Regions from separate parts of the Homo sapiens genome. Here all the other regions are linked to region 3. The links are chromatin contacts, found by Hi-C or POLR2A ChIA-PET in ENCODE. All regions are on one chromosome and are shown on one strand. Each heading gives the region's core, a stretch centred on a gene start or an enhancer-like site at or near the end of the contact. The rest is flanking DNA. Distances are from core to core; before and after follow the strand shown. Region 1 overlaps ARHGAP15 (Rho GTPase activating protein 15). Region 2 overlaps ARHGAP15 (Rho GTPase activating protein 15). Region 3 holds the start of ZEB2-AS1 (ZEB2 antisense RNA 1). Region 4 has its middle 530 kb from the start of LINC01966. Region 5 overlaps LOC100505498 (a long non-coding RNA gene).

Evidence for each region. Hi-C counts contacts between places; a loop is a spot of excess contacts on that map. ChIA-PET counts read pairs that join two places held with the same protein, here RNA polymerase II (POLR2A). Pooled maps may share reads with other maps.
Region 1: a loop to region 3 is called in a map with no recorded cell type, with 11 times the contacts of the local background. The contact joins the enhancer-like site here to the promoter of ZEB2-AS1 in region 3. A Hi-C loop is called at or near these places in 5 of 37 single-sample maps with no recorded cell type and 9 of 50 pooled maps.
Region 2: a loop to region 3 is called in a pooled map, with 5 times the contacts of the local background. The contact joins the enhancer-like site here to the promoter of ZEB2-AS1 in region 3. A Hi-C loop is called at or near these places in 2 of 168 maps with a recorded cell type or tissue (IMR-90 and aorta), 3 of 37 single-sample maps with no recorded cell type and 12 of 50 pooled maps.
Region 4: a loop to region 3 is called in a map of OCI-LY7, with 4 times the contacts of the local background. The contact joins the enhancer-like site here to the promoter of ZEB2-AS1 in region 3. A Hi-C loop is called at or near these places in 2 of 168 maps with a recorded cell type or tissue (OCI-LY7 and naive thymus-derived CD4-positive, alpha-beta T cell), 4 of 37 single-sample maps with no recorded cell type and 9 of 50 pooled maps. POLR2A ChIA-PET finds 5 or more read pairs at or near these places in 3 of 52 experiments (A549, BJ and OCI-LY7).
Region 5: a loop to region 3 is called in a map of IMR-90, with 5 times the contacts of the local background. The contact joins the enhancer-like site here to the promoter of ZEB2-AS1 in region 3. A Hi-C loop is called at or near these places in 1 of 168 maps with a recorded cell type or tissue (IMR-90) and 7 of 50 pooled maps. POLR2A ChIA-PET finds 5 or more read pairs at or near these places in 1 of 52 experiments (activated CD4-positive, alpha-beta T cell).

What each region holds. Positions count from the first base shown.
Region 1 is chr2:143,728,674-143,732,334 of GRCh38, reverse strand. The region is part of intron 13 of ARHGAP15 (Rho GTPase activating protein 15); the gene reads right to left. The region is part of intron 4 of ARHGAP15-AS1 (ARHGAP15 antisense RNA 1); the gene reads left to right. Among named protein-coding and RNA genes, the nearest start is that of ARHGAP15-AS1, 46 kb to the left of the region's middle. RefSeq lists an enhancer at 2,801-3,421. Within about 2 kb of position 1,999, at least 2 of the 41 ENCODE cell types and tissues checked have a DNase peak (open chromatin) inside an H3K27ac peak, as active enhancers do.
Region 2 is chr2:143,703,743-143,707,103 of GRCh38, reverse strand. All of the region lies in intron 13 of ARHGAP15 (Rho GTPase activating protein 15), which reads right to left. All of the region lies in intron 4 of ARHGAP15-AS1 (ARHGAP15 antisense RNA 1), which reads left to right. Among named protein-coding and RNA genes, the nearest start is that of ARHGAP15-AS1, 71 kb to the left of the region's middle. Within about 2 kb of position 1,588, at least 3 of the 41 ENCODE cell types and tissues checked have a DNase peak (open chromatin) inside an H3K27ac peak, as active enhancers do; they include IMR-90, where a contact is called at or near this core.
Region 3 is chr2:144,518,320-144,521,697 of GRCh38, reverse strand. ZEB2-AS1 (ZEB2 antisense RNA 1) reads right to left here and starts at 2,084. Exons shown (of 4, transcript NR_040248.2): 1 at 2,024-2,084; 2 at 1,588-1,739; 3 at 1,413-1,483; 4 at 799-944. ZEB2 (zinc finger E-box binding homeobox 2) reads left to right here and starts at 1,579. Exons shown (of 10, transcript NM_014795.4): 1 at 1,579-1,759.
Region 4 is chr2:145,410,189-145,413,570 of GRCh38, reverse strand. No RefSeq gene overlaps it. Among named protein-coding and RNA genes, the nearest start is that of LINC01966, 530 kb to the right of the region's middle. RefSeq lists an enhancer at 1,172-1,331. Within about 2 kb of position 1,935, at least 3 of the 41 ENCODE cell types and tissues checked have a DNase peak (open chromatin) inside an H3K27ac peak, as active enhancers do; they include OCI-LY7, where a contact is called at or near this core.
Region 5 is chr2:145,156,338-145,159,857 of GRCh38, reverse strand. The region is part of intron 3 of LOC100505498 (a long non-coding RNA gene); the gene reads right to left. Among named protein-coding and RNA genes, the nearest start is that of LINC01966, 280 kb to the right of the region's middle. Within about 2 kb of position 1,402, at least 11 of the 41 ENCODE cell types and tissues checked have a DNase peak (open chromatin) inside an H3K27ac peak, as active enhancers do; they include IMR-90, where a contact is called at or near this core.

The sequences.
Region 1 (3,661 bases), core at 750-3,249, 790 kb after region 3:
TATTCCAAATGCATGCTATGAGGTTCCAAATGCTTGTTGGATTTGGGCCAAATTTTATTCCAGGCTTGCTTCATTCCCTGTGAGTCATTTTACCTCCATGTAGGTGTCCAGTGATTTTTACTGTTAACTTGTGAGAACATTTCTGCTTTGCTTGTGCTAACTGACCACATCTGTCCAGAGGCAACAAGATTCAGAATTTCTTATTATTTTCCCTTTTGCAAGTCAAATTGGTGAAAGGAACAGGTTCCAAATCATTCATTCATTCATCTGTCTAATTCACAAATATTTAGTGATTTTTATGTGCAAGTAACTCTGAGAAGGAAGGCAATTTTGCATAGAAGCTGGCCACAGGGGCTCTGGATTCAGACATACTTGCATTTTAAATACTGACCCCATCACTTTTAGTTGGTTGATCTAGGAAAATAACACCTTCTCTCTGGATGCTAGATTTTGCTTCCATAAATTGAGGATAATAATGACTTTACATGGTTGTTGAATTGAGAACATGTATTTAAAATTTTTCAGCAAGATATGGGACATATGGTTAGTATTCAATAAGTTGTGTCTATTCGTGCTATTCTGCAAGAATCAAAAAATAATAAGCATAGCCTTTGCCCTAAATTCACTATGCTATATGCAAGCATCAAATTCACCTTTACAGCTATTCATAAGAAAGGCTATGAATTCAAAGTATGGAAAAGTCTCTGCAGTTAGGACCAGATCTCTGAATAGCAGATCTAAAAGAGCAGGATATTGAGCCAGGTCCTCTGAAGAAGTGGTAGAATCTGGGATAGGCAGAGAGCGCACAGAGGAACCTGAACTGGAGGGACGAGTGTGGAGAAAGTCCTAGAGAGGGAGATGTATGAGGCATGACTGGAATTGATGAGAAAATTCATTCATTTGGTGGAAAAGAAAAGCCTTCTTATATGGAGGTAATAGAGACCACCAGGCAGAGCTAAGAAAATGAAGCACCAACAATTTGATAGAAAAGGAATCTCTGTGATGGAATTACCCCCATTGGAAACCAGAAAATCTAACAACTCTAACTGTATTTAACGACCTAGAATAATTAGTCAGTTGGAGCTCAAATGCCTTCAAGGTAGTTTATTTCCATTTTCTTTCCACAATTTAAAGTAAATTTGGGTTATAGAACATGCAAAGTGGCTAGATGACTTGGGAAAGTCCCAAGTTTGCTCATCTTTGAAATGAGAGGATTGAGCAGTTTCCTTTCTAGCGTTTCACCTCTAAAACCAATAGACCATTTCCCTCTTAAAAATGAGGATAAAAGTCAACTATTACTCTCTATTGCTGCTCCACTTCTACTGGCCTCTTGGATGTCTCTGGTTAAACTCCCAGATGTCTGCAATAAATTCTGTGCACACTGAATCAAAAAAAAAAAAAAAAAGCCTTTTTCCCTTTTTTTTTTTTTTTTTTTTTTTTTTAAAGGAGTGCTCTAGGTGTTGACTGGACTGAAATTGCACAAAATTAAAAACAAAACCAACCCCTTCCCACACACCACCCAAACAAAAACCTTCTATATGTATCTGGAAGCCACTTTACTACTTCCTGATTTTTAGACTCAACAGTTACATTTTTAAAGAGACACTGCACTGTGGAATATAAACGTGTGAAATCTAAATACAAAATATAATGAAGCCCCTTGAACCAAGTCATGCAATGAGAAAATTTTAGGGCAGCCAGGCACTTTTGACTTTTGAACTCTATTTCTAGCTGTACTGCTGTTATTTGGTGGGTTTCGAGATGAGGCCAGCAACTTCCTAAGTGGCTTAGTTCACTCATTTTCAGAAGACACCCCTTATTCTCATGTTTGCAGCATCCTTCTTATAAGGGGCTTAGGATATTTAAGCCTCAACATTGTCCAATACGGAATAGTATACAGTCTTTATGAATTACCAGTTTGAAAGACAAAGAAATATTGCATACTTTTGTGTCAGCACGGGAAACACCCTTTTGTGAGTCACTCTCCAGCAAACTGAAAGAGACATACGATTACAGTGTGTGTCTAGGCCTTTCTAAGCCTCCAGCTCTAGGGACAATGAAGAACAGTAGAGGATGGTGGCTGGCACCAAGCACAGGTGACCAGAGAAATATCTTCTCACTTTGGCTGCGTTGTGGCAGCTCTTATTTTGGAATTTCTACTCTAGTATATGCCCAGTCATGTTACTAACAAACCCTTTTATATCTTCAAAGTAGCTTTCTATATATGGTGGTCTTTATCTTCTTTGAAAGCCATTCATTAGAACACTCCAAGTAATCTGATTTTCCTCTGTTCTCAATTCCTTGCCTCTTCTGTTTTTCTAAAGTCCAATTCCTGACCTCTATTAATACCTTTAGGACTCCTCTGTGGTCTTACCCCACTTTCTAGAACACATACTTATTTATGATTTCTCCCTCTCACCTCACAAAAAATCCCTAAACTTATACTTCTTCCAGAAAACTTCCTGGCTAAATGGAAGACTAGTCAAGATAACTTTCAACATGTACTTTCTAAAAATGCATTTAGTCACTTTGATTTAAGGCAATCTAAATCATTATTTCACTTGGTTTTCAATCTGTGTCTGCAATATCTCTGCTTTGCTGTGATCTATCTTAGCTTGTAACTTTGTAGAGAGAGCAGGATGTGTCAAATTCATTTTGAGAATGCCTTTGTAAGGTGAAAATTTGTTTTTCACAGATCTCATATTTATTGAGCACCTACTACATGCCAAGCACTGGACCAGCTTCTAGCATTACAGGGATGAACAATATATGTTCACCACTGTGGAAATCATCAAAAGCAGTAGCTGTTTCAATAGAAGTAGGCGTAATATGCAATGATGGTAAAGACTTGGAAAACAAAAGTGAATCGGACCAGGCAACAGCCCTGCTGAAAATGTGGGTGGCCAGTGAAAGTTTCTCTCTAAGGCCTTTTGACTTGATGAAAGACTGTATTAAATTGAATGTCAAGCAGATTTGACCCAGGAAATAATGACCAGTGAACAACAAGCAGAGCCTGATTGATTTCTACTTCCTGCATTGCTTAATAATCCTTTTAAAAGTGTTATTGTAGATGCCCTTGATTAGGGAAATGCATTTCCATTTTCTGAGCTGTAGGGTCTAAAACTGTGTTTGCTTTCTTGCTTTGTTCTTGCTTGGGTCCTTCATTTATCAGAACAATACTAACAAATGGCTCTTTTCTCAGGTATGTGAGCCGCAGGGGTAACTCAGACCTAAATTGCCTTTTCACTTTTTTTCTTGCTATGCATGCACATGCAAAAACGTCCACCTTCAGACTTTTTACTGGTACATCGCGGAGGAAACTTGAGTGTCGGTTTAAGTCTGCGTAACTGAGACCATAGCTCTGTGGCTTTCACTGCACTTCCCAGTGCTGAGTAGACTGCTGGGATTCCACAAATAAATAATAAAAATAATAATGATTTTTCAAGCATTTGGAAATGCTGAGTTGAAAGGTGTGGTGTAAGTGCAATGTTTTATTGTGAGAGTGGTAGCTCACGCATTATCTGCTCCTAATGGAGGGCGGCAGTAATGGAGAGGGAGGCACTTATGCCTCTAGACCGGGGTCCCTGAAGGCGGGGTGGGGCTCGGTCGGGCACTGTGGTAACACTTACTGTACACAGGAACTGCTTCCTTCCAGTCTAGC
Region 2 (3,361 bases), core at 339-2,838, 810 kb after region 3:
TTTTCTGGTTCATAAAAGGTTAACGATTCCCTAGTTATTATTTAACCCCTTTACTGGCTCTCAACCACCAGCTACTATCCATCAGCAAGTAAACCATCTTGCTAGGTCCTCCTTCCCACTAACTTCATCTTCACTCTGCCTCTCTGCCTTTCCAAAGAAGCAGGCTATAGGAAAATGCATTTGACACTTGTATTTTATAGAGACAGTTTTGCCATTTATATGATGATTCAGAAGGTACCAGAGGACCTTCCAGGGCCTATCACTGTAATGTCAGTTTGTGAAAATGGCTATTAATAAAGGTTTCTGGCTGACGGGATCTTGAGATGATAGCTTATTCCGAATTCCTGGTCTTAAGCTATGATAGCAGATGCATAGAACTTGACCCTGAGTTTGATTAAGAATGAAGACTCTGGACTCTGAGACTAGTCAGCCTGTGCAGCCATTGTGCAACCTTATGCTTAATATAATCACAATCCTTTAAAAATTCTGGCTTTTGTGGATAGGATTTGCATTTACCTTCTAGTCCAACTGTGCCGCATTAAGCTTTCCCAGTTGATAGCTGATCTGCTTTGAGGAGTGCATTTAACTCAGAGCTCTGCAAAAATGGAGTGCTTTTCTGTTGACTGTAGAGTACGTAGGTCAAGTGGAATTTTTGGCACTTCATTACATTCCCTGACCCTCACTAAACAAACTTCAAAATATATATATTTGCAACAATTTGGAATAAACACTACATACAAGGGTTGACGATAGATTTTCTGAAGAACTACCAAATGCATTAAGACTAAGGAAAACATTCTAATGATTCTTTCAAACACGAATATATTTAAATTCCTGTTAAACAATCTTCTTATTTAGTCTTCTCAGGCTTTGATGACACGCCACGATTGGCTGTTTATCAAAAACTTAGCAAAAAAATGCTTAACAAGATATAATTGTGTGCACACACTCGTGCATAATTAAACCCAGTTTATAAATTGGTACAGGGTGAAATATAGTCATACCACCCAAGAAAGGTTGGTGGCTAGCAAACAACACTTCTTCCCATGTATAATAATCAATCTTAAAATGTGAATACTGTGAAGTGATATAATAATCTGATCTTAAATCTTAATTTAAAACATCTATTTCCATCTCTATTGAACTAAATGAAAGTTCTGACAAGATTAGGAAATTAACTGGGATGTAAAAAACAGGATCAGGCATTAATTGTTAAAACTGGGATTATGTGGCCTGGACATGGACGATCGTCATCCTTTGAAGGTTTTTAACTAGATAGATTCTCTTCTGTGTGTTTTATTTATTTTATTTGAAGGAGGATTTAGCTGACTCTTAGTTTCTTTATTTTATAGCTATTTCTTCAGTTGAAAAAAAAGGGAATAATTGGGACAGAGTAACGGATATTTCTCAAGAACTTTAAGACAAGGTATTGCATAGCATTAAAGGGTATACTTTTCCATTTGTTTTATGACTTTGTCCAGTTAAAGTTACTGAGATAAGCACTCCAGTATTTACTTGTAACTTGAAACCGCTTTCATGGTGTGTCTGGATCCTAAGGGAAAAGAATTAACATTTGAGGAATGCTTACCTTGTGCCAGGCGTTTTATATGCATTATCTCATTTAATTCTCATAACCACAAGATATGGTTGATAGTATTTAATCCGATTTTACTTGCCTGAGATCATAATGGGAGTAAAGCATAGAGCAAGGATTTGACTCTAGGTCTCTCTTTCTATTTCTTTAAAGCCCAAGATCCTTTCACTAAACCACATTGGATTTCTCACCGTAGCCAGTATGTGGGAGTGACAAGAAGGAACACTCTAATAGTAAGAGATTTTCTGAACTTTAAGATAAAGTTCCCCTTTTGAGAGTAAAATAAGACAGAAAATGATGAGTCAGATTAAAACATGTTCCCTAACGCAATGAACTGGTTTAGCAAGTTATGGACTGTGTATACCATGAAATACTATTGACATCATTAGAAATAATAAGATAAGTCTGTTTAATGAAATAGAAGTCTGTATATGAGTTACAAAATAGTTGTATAATAATATGTGCAATATGATGTACTTTAACATTAGAAGCAACCATACACACATATGTTTGCATGTGTTTAGGAACAGGTCAGGAAGGATACATACAAAAATGTTAGTTACTTCTGTTCAGCAGGCTAAGAGTGGTAGGCAGATTTCAGTTTTTAAATGTAAATGCATCACTGTTGCTTAATTTTGGGGGGTGCAATTGCATGTATTACATTCACAATGAAAAATCATGTAATAGATTAGTTGAATAATCTGTAGGAATGACTCATCCCAAATTATGAGTGATTGAGGTGTTTAAGGAGATTTAATCTCACAAAAGCAAAACTGCTCAATCTATTTGAACCTCTGTCAGGCTTCAATTTTACTATGCATATATCATGAAAGCTAAAACCTCATAACTTGCGTTGCACTCTGCCTTATCTGAAGAAGGTGTTAACAGAAGGCAAATGAGTAACAGTCATTTCAGACTTAACATGTCCAAAATAGAGCTCTCAAACCTGCTTTTCCTACTCAACTTGTTCCTCTCTGCAGTTTTACCCATCTCTGCGATACTATCGCTTCTTCACTTGCCCAAGTTGAAACCCAAAATTTGCACACTTGATTTCTCCTTTCCTTTCCCAATGGTATCCCAACCAGCAGCAAGTCCAGCCTGATCCATCTCCACAATATCTCTACCCATTTCTCTCTGAGGGCTCCACTCAAGCCACCAATATCTCCTGCCTGTACTACTGTGGTTGTCTGCCATTAGGTCTTCCTCTCTTCACCTTTGCAATGCATTCTCCACTTAGCAGCCAGATCAATCTTTTACACTCCCTCAATTGTAGCATTCTTCAGTGGTTCTTCCTTGAATTTAGAATAGAATCCAAATCTCTCACTGTGGACCACAAGAACCTATGTGATCTGATGCTAGTGTGATACTTGGGACTTCAGCTCCTGATCCCATCTTGCCTCCACATTTGGGCCTAGCAGTTCGGGTTTAATTTCTGCTTTTCAAATACTTCCAGCTCTTAGGGGCTTCTAGGGCTTTACATTTGCCTTTTTTTTTTTTTTTTCCTGGAAGACTCCTCTCTTAGCTATTTACATGGATAGCACCTTATCAATCTGAGCCAACATTTTACAGATGAGGAAATTGGTTGCAGAGGGTTTAAGTAACTTATTTGTGGCCCCAGCACGTGGTACATGGTGGGGCTGAGTTTTGAATCCATGTCTGAATCATTTCATGTTCTTTCATTATGTTAGATAACAAAGTCAAGATGACCCATCCCAGGGTCCAGGCGATGGTTCTGACAAGCAATCAGCAAACATATACTAGTTGAAA
Region 3 (3,378 bases), core at 835-3,334:
GTGAGGCAGCTCTCTGGTCCTCTTAACACCTCCACCTTTACCTTTCCGAAGAATCCTAAATGCTGTGAGGCTAGAAGTTTATTTGTGCTCTGAGGTTCTCAAGCACTTTCACTCTTTAGGAAAAAAAAAAAAGTCTCACAGTTATTTAAGAAATTGAGCCTGAACCATCCGAGGATAGGAGATTTCTTCCTTTTCCGATAAATGCCTGTGCTCAGCATCCTCAAATTTGGCTGTCTTTATTTACTTCTATATTAGTTCCAATTATGTGCAGTGTAAACCAGCTTTTTGATTAACAAAACAGCAGAGCATTGGTTAAGAACACTTAAACTTCAAAAAAATTCCCCTGGGAAGTGGGCTCTGAATTGGTTAATAATGTGCAGTACTTGCTAAATTGCTGACTTCCAGATGTGGAAAATATCTTTCTTGTTTAGGACCTATGTAACCTGATTGGATTACGACAGAAGCGTCACGTTGGAAGCTTTTGAGTGATTATTTAATTAACCATACAGTAGAAAGCTGTATTCTCCAGGAAATCCCTTCCATATTTGCATAACCAATCCCTTCAGAGCAAAGGTGGAGTCTTTTCTTTTTAATCTTACTTTAATTGTAATATCAAAAAATATATACTCCAAAACTTAGACCCCATGCCGTTTAATATCATGCTCTCCCTTCCCTGCTAAGTTTCTCTATGGCCTTTCTCGTTTCTCCTCCTGCCTCCCTACACACTCTCCCTTACTTTGTAGTGAGGTCTCCCCGAGGTGTAGAGAGATTCAGAGATCGGCCAACCGAGTGTTCTATTTTAATTTACTTAGAGACCCTTTATTAAAATGCCAAACTACTTTTTAATATTGGGATCCAGTCCAGAAATTCATCATGCACACACCCTAATACACATGCCCTAAGATGCAGCTCCCATGCAGCATTTTTTTTTCTGGCTCTGGTACCTAAAAAGAAAAAAATAACAATAAGAGAAAGGGCAGAGAACTTTGTTCCAGAAGCTGTACTGAGATACCTACACAATTTGATGTGCATCTCAAATCTGGTCATTAGAGATATCTGTATAAGAAGAGACTATCTGGATTGAGGACCCGGGATCTTTCCCTTTAACTTTCGCCCCTTGGAGTTCTCCAGTTCTGTGAATGGTGTGCACCGTTTTCCGCCCTGTACTCTGTAGGATTTAGTGATGAGGATAATGATGCCAAAGGCTTGACGGGCGGGGAGGGGGGGGTGGAGGGGGGGAGAAGGGAGGGAGGGGGGAGGGAGGCGAAGGCGAAAGGGAGGGAGAGGAGGAAGGGAGGGAGGTGGAATTTCATTTCTTCCACTAAAGCGTTTGCGGAGACTTCAAGGTATAATCTATCCCAGATCCTTTCCCAGAGAGAAACTTGGCGATCACGTTTTCACATGATGCTCACGCTCAGGGCGCTTCAATTATCCCTCCCCACAAAGATAGGTGGCGCGTGTTTCAGGGTCTCTCGTCTCTCTCCTACAGAAAAGAAAAAGAAAAAAATGTCATTAGAAGAGGCGTAACACGTCAGTCCGTCCCCAGGTTTGTGTTTCCTGGAGTGGCCGAAAGAGATCAGTTCTAACCTGCTCTGCAGGAATAACGGTCCTGCCTCCCGACACTCTTGGCGAGGTTTTTGTACAGTTTGCTCCGGGAGCTGTTTCTTCGCTTCCACCTTTTTCTCCCCCACACTTCGCGGCTTCTTCATGCTTTTTCTTCTCACCATTTCTGGCCAAAACTACAAACAAGACTTCGCAGGTAGGTTTTTTTTCCTCCCCTTTTCTCTCTTTTTATCCCTTTTTGGTGTGCTCGTCCTCCATCCTCCTTTTCTAATTTTCTCATTTTGAGTGGGGATGTGAGTCTGAAGTGAGAAGGGGTGTCCGTGGGTAGGAATTTCAGGTGGGTTTAGCTCCTTTATGGCAAGCTTTTCTCAAGAGTGGCTTCTTCGCTTTCTCTTACACTCACACTCTCTCTCCTTGCTTTTCTCTCCTTTTTCCCTCCCCCAAATAATTTCCCCTGTACCTGTTCATTCAGGTAACCAAAGGTGTCCTTTGCTATCCAGCCCAGGAAAAGTTTTATTGAGAATTATATGGCTGGAATAAAAACTCATCAAGGGGAGAGGTCCTGCTCTATTTTCGCATCTAGTTCCAATTCATTATATTCAGCAATTAGGACTTGGCAAATACCTGTTAATAATTACAAAACTTGGTCAGTTACAGACCTACAAATTCGGGGGCAAGTCTTTCTCTTAGACATGGCAGTTCATCCTCTCCCACCGAGAAGGCTGTTTTCTAAGCAGAAAGTTGTCTGTTTTTGTCTGCTTAGCGAGTTTCATTTCTTTATTTCATTCTTTGTGTGTGTATGTGTGTGAAGTAACACCTCACTTCTGTGATTATAAATAAAGAAGTGAAAGTCCTCATGGAACTTGAGTCGTTTACCAAAGTGGAGGGGGGGGCACTACAGCTGGGAAGAAAACTGCTGTCAGGATATCAGGGTTTTAAATTAGGATAACTTTTAAAATTGTATTTTTAGTGGCAAAGTAATATAGACATGGATTTAATAGAAGACACATACACACATATATCCCATTCCATACTTTGGCACTGAAAAGTCGAGAGAGAGATAGCAGGAGTTCCCAGGAACAGTGATGAGCCCGGCTAACATGAATGTGTTTATCTCCCACCTACTGATATATTTTACATGCTCCCCCTGTAATGATGAAGGCAAGATTACTAACTCCAGACTTAGGAGTAACAGGCAAAGATAAAGTTTACAGCACAAATGCCCTGTCTCTCTCTCTCACACACACACATGCCCATAAAACTAGCAACTTACTTTATTAAACATGTATTTATATGCAGTCGTGTGTCTCAGGATGAATATAGACAGGCCAGCTGTTTCATCCCAGACACTTGTGTGACCATTTCTTTATTTCAGGATTTCCCCTAACAATTTCAAATCAATAGGACAAGGAAAGAAATGATAAAATATGTCAAACTTAAAAGTCTCCTACTATGTATGCCTAGGTAAATTTAAGGTGCTTTCTAAAATATCCACTTCCCCTTCTCTCTGCCCCCCTCCCTTCACCCCTCTCAGCAAATGTGTGGAAACTGATACTCACTTTCCAGGTTTTCTGCAAAGCTTCTAGCACAGGAGACAATAGGTGTGGGGCGTGGGGACTGAGTGTGCCCGGCAGAGAAAGGGTTAATGGCCCTTGTGTTACAGTTTGCATCTGTTACATCTTTTATAGCCCCCTGTTTAAACTAATCCTCGAGGCACAGCATCTTCCCAACCTCCACCGAGTTTTCAGGATTCTCCTCCTCTCCTGCCTGCCTCCGAGGTCCCCCTTCTCCAAGTTTTGACAGTTTCAACTGAAA
Region 4 (3,382 bases), core at 686-3,185, 890 kb before region 3:
GCCTTTAAAAGAGAGACTAGGTCCTTCCTGAAGAGGAAGGTTTAAAGCAGCAGACACTCTCCTGCTTGCCTGAAAGAAGGAAGTTGCCATGTTGTAAGAGGTCTATGGAGGGTGCCATATGGCAAGGACCTGAGAGAGGCCTCTGGCAGCTGAGAGTGCTCCCTGGACATCAGCTGGCAAGAAAACAAGAGCTTCAGTCATAGAGCTGCAAGGAGTTGAATTCTGCCAACAACCATGTGAGTTTGGAAGAGAATCCTGAGTTACAAAGAGTAATGCTGCCTAAATGACACTTTGTTTGCAGCCTTGGGAGGCATGGAGGAGAGGTCCCAGTGAAGCCAGACTCCAGACCTACAGAAATGAGAAGGAATAAATATGTGTTATCTTAATCAGCAAAGTTTGTGATAATTTGTTATGCAGCCATAAAAAACTAAGACAATCACCACACCCAAATGCCCTTTATTGTTCTTTTTACCTGTTAATTTCATCTTTCTAATCTCACCTTCTTCATGAAGCTTTAAATACAATCTCCTTGCATAATAATCCCACATATCTTACTACCTTTAGCACATATTGTCTGAGCAAGTGATAGAATACGTAGTAGCGGCAACGTTTTCTCTTTGAATCATATCTTCCCAGTTGAGAAAAGAGTTCTTTCAGTAGAGGAACCATCTCCTACACTTATTTATATACCCCACAGCCCTTAAAAGTGTCACTGGTTATAAGAGATACTCAATAAATAATTAACAAATTACTCATAACTTCACTTTTACAATATGTCATGGTCATTATATCACTATTCAAATCATCTCTTATGAATTCTGAAGCACATGGTAAGGAAAAAATGAAGACTCCATAGTTAGAGTCAACTGGCCAGATGACATCTTAGACTTCAAAATACTGCATCAGCAAACTCCAATTTATATCAGTTGTACATAATATTCTTCAGGAAAAAGTATAGCAAAACTTCTGAACTCAAAGCCCATAGAACTTTTGTAAAATTTTCTGGCTATTATATTTGCCAGTAAGCAAGGAGATTTGTAGAATACAACTTTGATGCACACAGACTCGGAAGACAGCTGAAAAGAAGCTAAGGCAGAGCACATGTGTGCTGTTTATAGGCAAACACGTGCCACATCACCCACTACCCAGGTGGACATATCTCCTCTAAAGCTGTAATGGCGAGTCAAGTAACCTGTTCAAAAACCCCACAATCTCCTAACCACAGCCACCTGGCTTGTAATTATAGACTTTATTATAAATAGATATAAGCTTTGAGTGATTAGTTATTGTGTACAAAGTATTCAACCGTGGACCACCTGATTTTCACATACTGCTGTACCTTCTCCTTCCTTTGATGCATCTTGGCTATTAATGGAAAAACACCTGTTTCCTGATAGTTCTCTGAGCTATAGAGACGTACATTTATATAGAAACAGCTGGGAGAAAGGTCCTTGTGAAGGACAACAAAATCCAATTCTTACCATCACAAAACTTCCTCCTGGAGCTGCTGATGGAAGCAGTTAAGCCTGCCTTGCATCACTCCTACACAAGCTACAACAAACAAAGTGAAGCTAGGGAGAGTCTTTAACTACTGTGGAAGGATTAAGAAAATCCTACAGCAATAAGGCTGGGATTTCCATTTGATCCTAGAAACAGAAAACGTTTCTAAACCCACAGGTGAATGACATAAACGGAAAGCCAGGAGCGAGGCTGCAAGTGTTTATTGCGTTCCTCTCACATCTTTTTTCAGCACCTGCACATACCTACAGTCTTTCCTCCCCAATGCCCAGGAGCACGGGACATCCAGCTACACTGATAAACTAGCAGCAGCTCAAGAAAATGAATGATGACAGGAAATGAAAGTGACAGTGACAGTTTGTGGTTGTTTGATTTCTTAAATGCAATGAATGGTGGCCACAGAGTTTCCTGTCAACAAGTGTCTGGATAGAAAAATGAAAAAGCAATCAAAACAGTAACTGACACTTCAGGGCATTTCAGGGAAGCCCAGGGCTCACTGTGCAACAAAACCACCTGCTTAGTGTTCTCCATGGGAACTACCACTCACCCTGAGAGGAATTATCAGGATAAAGCCAAGGTGGGTGGGTGCAATGCCAGCTCATTAGTTTAATCTCCAAGGAAAGGTGGACCAAATGATAAAATTCTGGACTAAATGACCTCTGTGGTCAAATCCAGTGCAATGCTCTGTGGTCAATTCCAGTGTAAAGATTCTAGAAATAATACAGGATGAAGGGGTAGGAAATGTGACCCTAATGCAGATACCATTAGTAATTTAATTATAGGAACTTCAATTAATTTACTTCTCTCTGCCTTAATCCCTCCTCATGTAAAAATGCTACCCTTCCTTTCTGTCTTTAAGCCAGAAATCTGCTAGTTGTATGAGTTACAGGAAGAAGATCCACAATATTAGAGACACAGGGAATTAATAAACAATCGTATACAAGTATCTGGAAAAAGAGAAGAGCACTGAATTTGATATTGAACACGTTTTCTTGGCCTAATGAACATAACTGCATCCCACCATGTTTTCATCTCATCTCTCCCCTGTGACATCCCTACTGTCAAGCCAGAGTTCTTGCCATTTTCTGCTTTGAATCTTGATCTAGCCCTACCTCTTGACTTTATCCCAGTCTGATTTCCACTTCTATCAACTCTATCTAAGTGCTAGCTCCCCGTTCTCCAGCAAGTGGCCCTGCCTATCACCTTCACCCCAATGCGTTCCTCTCCACTCAGAGAAATGTGAACCTGTATCGCATGGTGTAGCCTTTCTTCTTGAAATTCTTCTCTCCTTTTTTTAATCCTTAAAAAAGAAAATGCTTTAGAGAAATATGACTGTAATTAACAACTGACAAAAATATCTGGGCTTGAGCTGAAGTGGGAAATCACAAACGTTAGTTACTTATTTTCTCATGCAGTTACCATTTGTTCTCTTTTCTCAGGGAAGTTGAAAGACCTGAGGTTCAAACTTAATAAGGCCCCATACTGTTTCTAAGAGTATTTGCAACATGTAAAGTATAAGTCAGTGCATTGCTGATATTTAAATTTGTTTTCACTCATCTGAGCTATTACACAGTATGCAATCCCTAAACCCTTCATAATAAAGAACACACATTTCTCAGCCACGAAAGGGAATGAAAGATTCAGCAATTTAAGCTCTCCGGTACTAGAAAGGTGACAAAACATTTATGTGTATCCAATCCATTCCACTGATTTGGCTCCAACATTAGGAGGGACTGCCTCAGGCAGAGACATTTTGCTATATACACATTCTTGGGAATTAGCAAATGGCCCATAGTGATGACAGCAACATCCTTCAAAACACTCAACTTTACTAAATGGATTTCACAAATACATTTTCTCTTTC
Region 5 (3,520 bases), core at 153-2,652, 640 kb before region 3:
GCCCTCGTGCCCTTATGTCTAGTTCAGCTTCTGGGGAAACCCAAACTAAGACACCAAGCATTTGCATTCACAGGGCTTCAACTACAGTGATAGTTAGATCCTCCTAGGCAGAAAGAGAAAGCGACAGCATGCATTTCTTCTCTTCTGGTGTTCTCTTTAGCCAAATTTGCCATATTTAACTGTTTTTACATGCAATCTTAGTAGACAAATTAAAGAGATTATTTAATAGTTTACACAAGTCCTATAATTCAGAATATGAATGCAACATATGAGTAGCTTATGTGTTGGCTCTGTTCTAGCCCTTGATCTGTAGGAGCAATAAACAATGTGAGTGCATGGGGGAAAATCTCACAGAAATAGCATTGTATCCACACCTGTGAAGAACAAGCATGGTTCGAGGATATTTCTAACTCTGGGGAGTGATAAAAGTATGACACCATAAGATATGCAATGCTATAAAGACATGAGTTAATTTTAAAATACTTTCTATACTATAAACTATTAGACAAATATAGGGCAGTGCTATTATTATAATGATGAATGGCATACACATGATATCATATGAAATAACCTAAAATCTGTTTCTAAAATATGAAAAAAAACTTTTCCTTATAATAAACTCTAATTTCTGAATCACCAAATCTTATTAGGGCTGCTTATACCTATGAAAACTATACCAATATTTAATTGACTTCAAAACTGATTAATAAAAGACTGTCTCCAACATGTATTTTGAACTAAATATTTTAGCATCCGCTTACCATGTCTATCAAAAATGCTTAATAAAACTTTTAGTGTGAGGCTTTATTAGTCCTTGATGTTAAATGTCTAGAATAATCTTCTTCTTAGGGATCCTTTCTAACTGCAAGTTTAAATTTTAAGGGCTTTTAAATTTGCCTTTTTGTTGTTTTGTTGGTTTTTCTTTTACAGCAATAAATGAGTCCACTACATGATTACTCTAAGCAACCTTTGATTTTAAATAAGTTCTCAGAGAAAACTAATAACTCTAAAATTTAGCACTTTCTTAAAAATCAAATCCATTTCTACATGATGTAATTTCTTTTCAAAATTAATTTTAAGGACTAGAAATTCTTCACTGCTAATTGGTACATTGGGTATAATATTTGTTTTTAGATACAGAGTAAACAATTTACTTTAGTATCAAGGAAACATAGTTAAGATTTTATTAGAATTCTAAAAATGAATAATAAGCCCAGCCCTGTGCTTGTTGTAATAGCTAAAATAAACTTGCTGCTCACACCATGGTGACTTAGCTAAGCTCTTCCTTCATTCCATCAAACTGCATGGGGCAGCAGCTGGGCTTCTTTCCGACACCCTTGGCATGTTTACTGCAGCCATGTAACTTAGTCTCAGAGGGCTGGGGCTGTTGCTAGGGCTTGGACCACACCTTCCTCCTGCTTACCTAAAGCCCATTGGTCATGATTTCATAATCAGGCAGTTTTGCACAATGTCAACATAGGGGCATTGACAAAAATATTATCTGTGTTTCTACAGGTGTTATATTTTTTGCTCCCCTAGTGACTACTAATCATTCAACTGGACTAAAATGATATATTTTAAAAAACAATGTCCTGGCATTGCTGAGAACATGCATATAAGGCCATGAAGGTCTACACAGCAAGGATTGCACAATAACCCATTAAAATAAACATTTGCAACCGCAGATAGCTGGACTGAAATCCTGCTCTGATACAAATAACATCTGGACAACTTTTTTTTGCATCTTCCAGCATAAAACACCCTTGAGAAAAAATAGAAGGAAAGCTAAAAGACAAAGGACCACTAAAGGTTTTATTATGTTATGGGTGTGGTGCCATAAATTTGAGGGGGCTCAGGCCAGAGTTGCCAAACCCGAATTTAAACAGCATGTTGTTTTTAAAAGTTGTAACACTGATGAGGAACAATTCAGTTTTCTTACATAATTAATCCAGTGTGAAATAGAGTGACTGGAAAACATCCAGTGGTTTAAAAATAACTCAATTATTTATAAGTTCCACAGTGCTATAGGATTCCACTCTAAGGAGTAGAAAGTGAAACATCTTGGTACCAAGTATGTTGTTCTTATTCAGCAAGGGCCTCAGGAAGTCAACATAAACAATCTCATAGTAAAAGATTATGCTGAGGCCAAAGACACTAAGGTTCCCTTGGATTATGGATCAGGCTAGTGGGCAGGAAAAAGTTTCTTTCCTTGACATTTATATATTGGTGATAAATAAATATTAGTATATCTTACTAATCCCCAAAGAACTGAACAATGTGAAGTGGGGGTATTAGGCTGCAGGGAACAGAGGGAAGAGGGGAGGAGGTCTGGGAAAGAAAGAAAAATGAGCCTCTTTCATAAGATCTATAACATAGGCTATGAATCATACATGACAGTGAATGGACTTTAATTTCTAATGTTGTTCTTTGATGTGAAGCAAAATAATTACAAGCTGAAAGATACTAGCAAGTATTATATTCAATATAAAGATAAAGAAATTAGCCATAAATAAACCCTTCTATAAAATCTCATGCTCAGGGCAGGCTCACAGCTAGCAACATACATTTGTGTCAGCTACAGCTGGCTGCTAAACAAAGGGAATGAAAGTTTGCTTCAGTTAATATTAAAATCTTGCAAAATATTTCACAGTTGTCTCAGGCATTTTTTTGCTCTTTTTTCTACTTAAAGGGGGCATGTGAGAGGTGGCAATAGTCTAAAAGGGCCAAGCCAGAAGTTAGAGCATGGATCTGTAAGGTGCCTTTAAAGGGCTAAGGAGCTTTACTAAGTCATGTGATTTACCTTAAATTCACCCTTTGTTTCAGCTAGAGTGCAGACATAAGTAAAAGAAGGAAGCAGACCTTTATTCATTTGGCCACTCCATCAACTGTGGGCCTAGTACGTTCCAAACTTACTGTATTTGTTTCTTTTATCCTTGGAAACAAACAAATATGAACCACGATTGTATAATTTACTTACTAGGCTAAACAAGCACGATTTTGATGTACTAATACCCATAACAACAAAAGTAGATGTCAGTTATTTAAACAAACTATTAAGTTGAGAACAGAAATTATTTCTTAAAAATGTATTTGTTGCTGATTCATGGATATAAACTGATAGATCAATTTCAGTAATTCCACTATAAGAAGAGATTATTTTCGTTGAGGAGCTGTGACAGTGGAAATATTGAAGGAAGGTAGTGAGAGAATTACAGTTCCAGGTGGTTGTAGTTATAATATCTAACTGCTATTAAGTGAAATTGTTTTAGCTGCAGTCCCGCTACTAAAAACTGGGAGATTACTGCTAAAACAATTTTACAAAGTTTTTGACTAAGGATCAAGTCAATAAATAGGCTCATGACTACCTTGTTCCTGACAGTTCCATTGCTTTGCCACTTTTTTCTTCTGTTTGTAGTATCAAGTCAGTGGCCATTCATTATCCAGCCATCAGTGGCCTCTGCTTCTGTAGTTGACCTTTGGTTTCACTTTCCCTATCCAACCCCAAAAGGCACAAGCATAT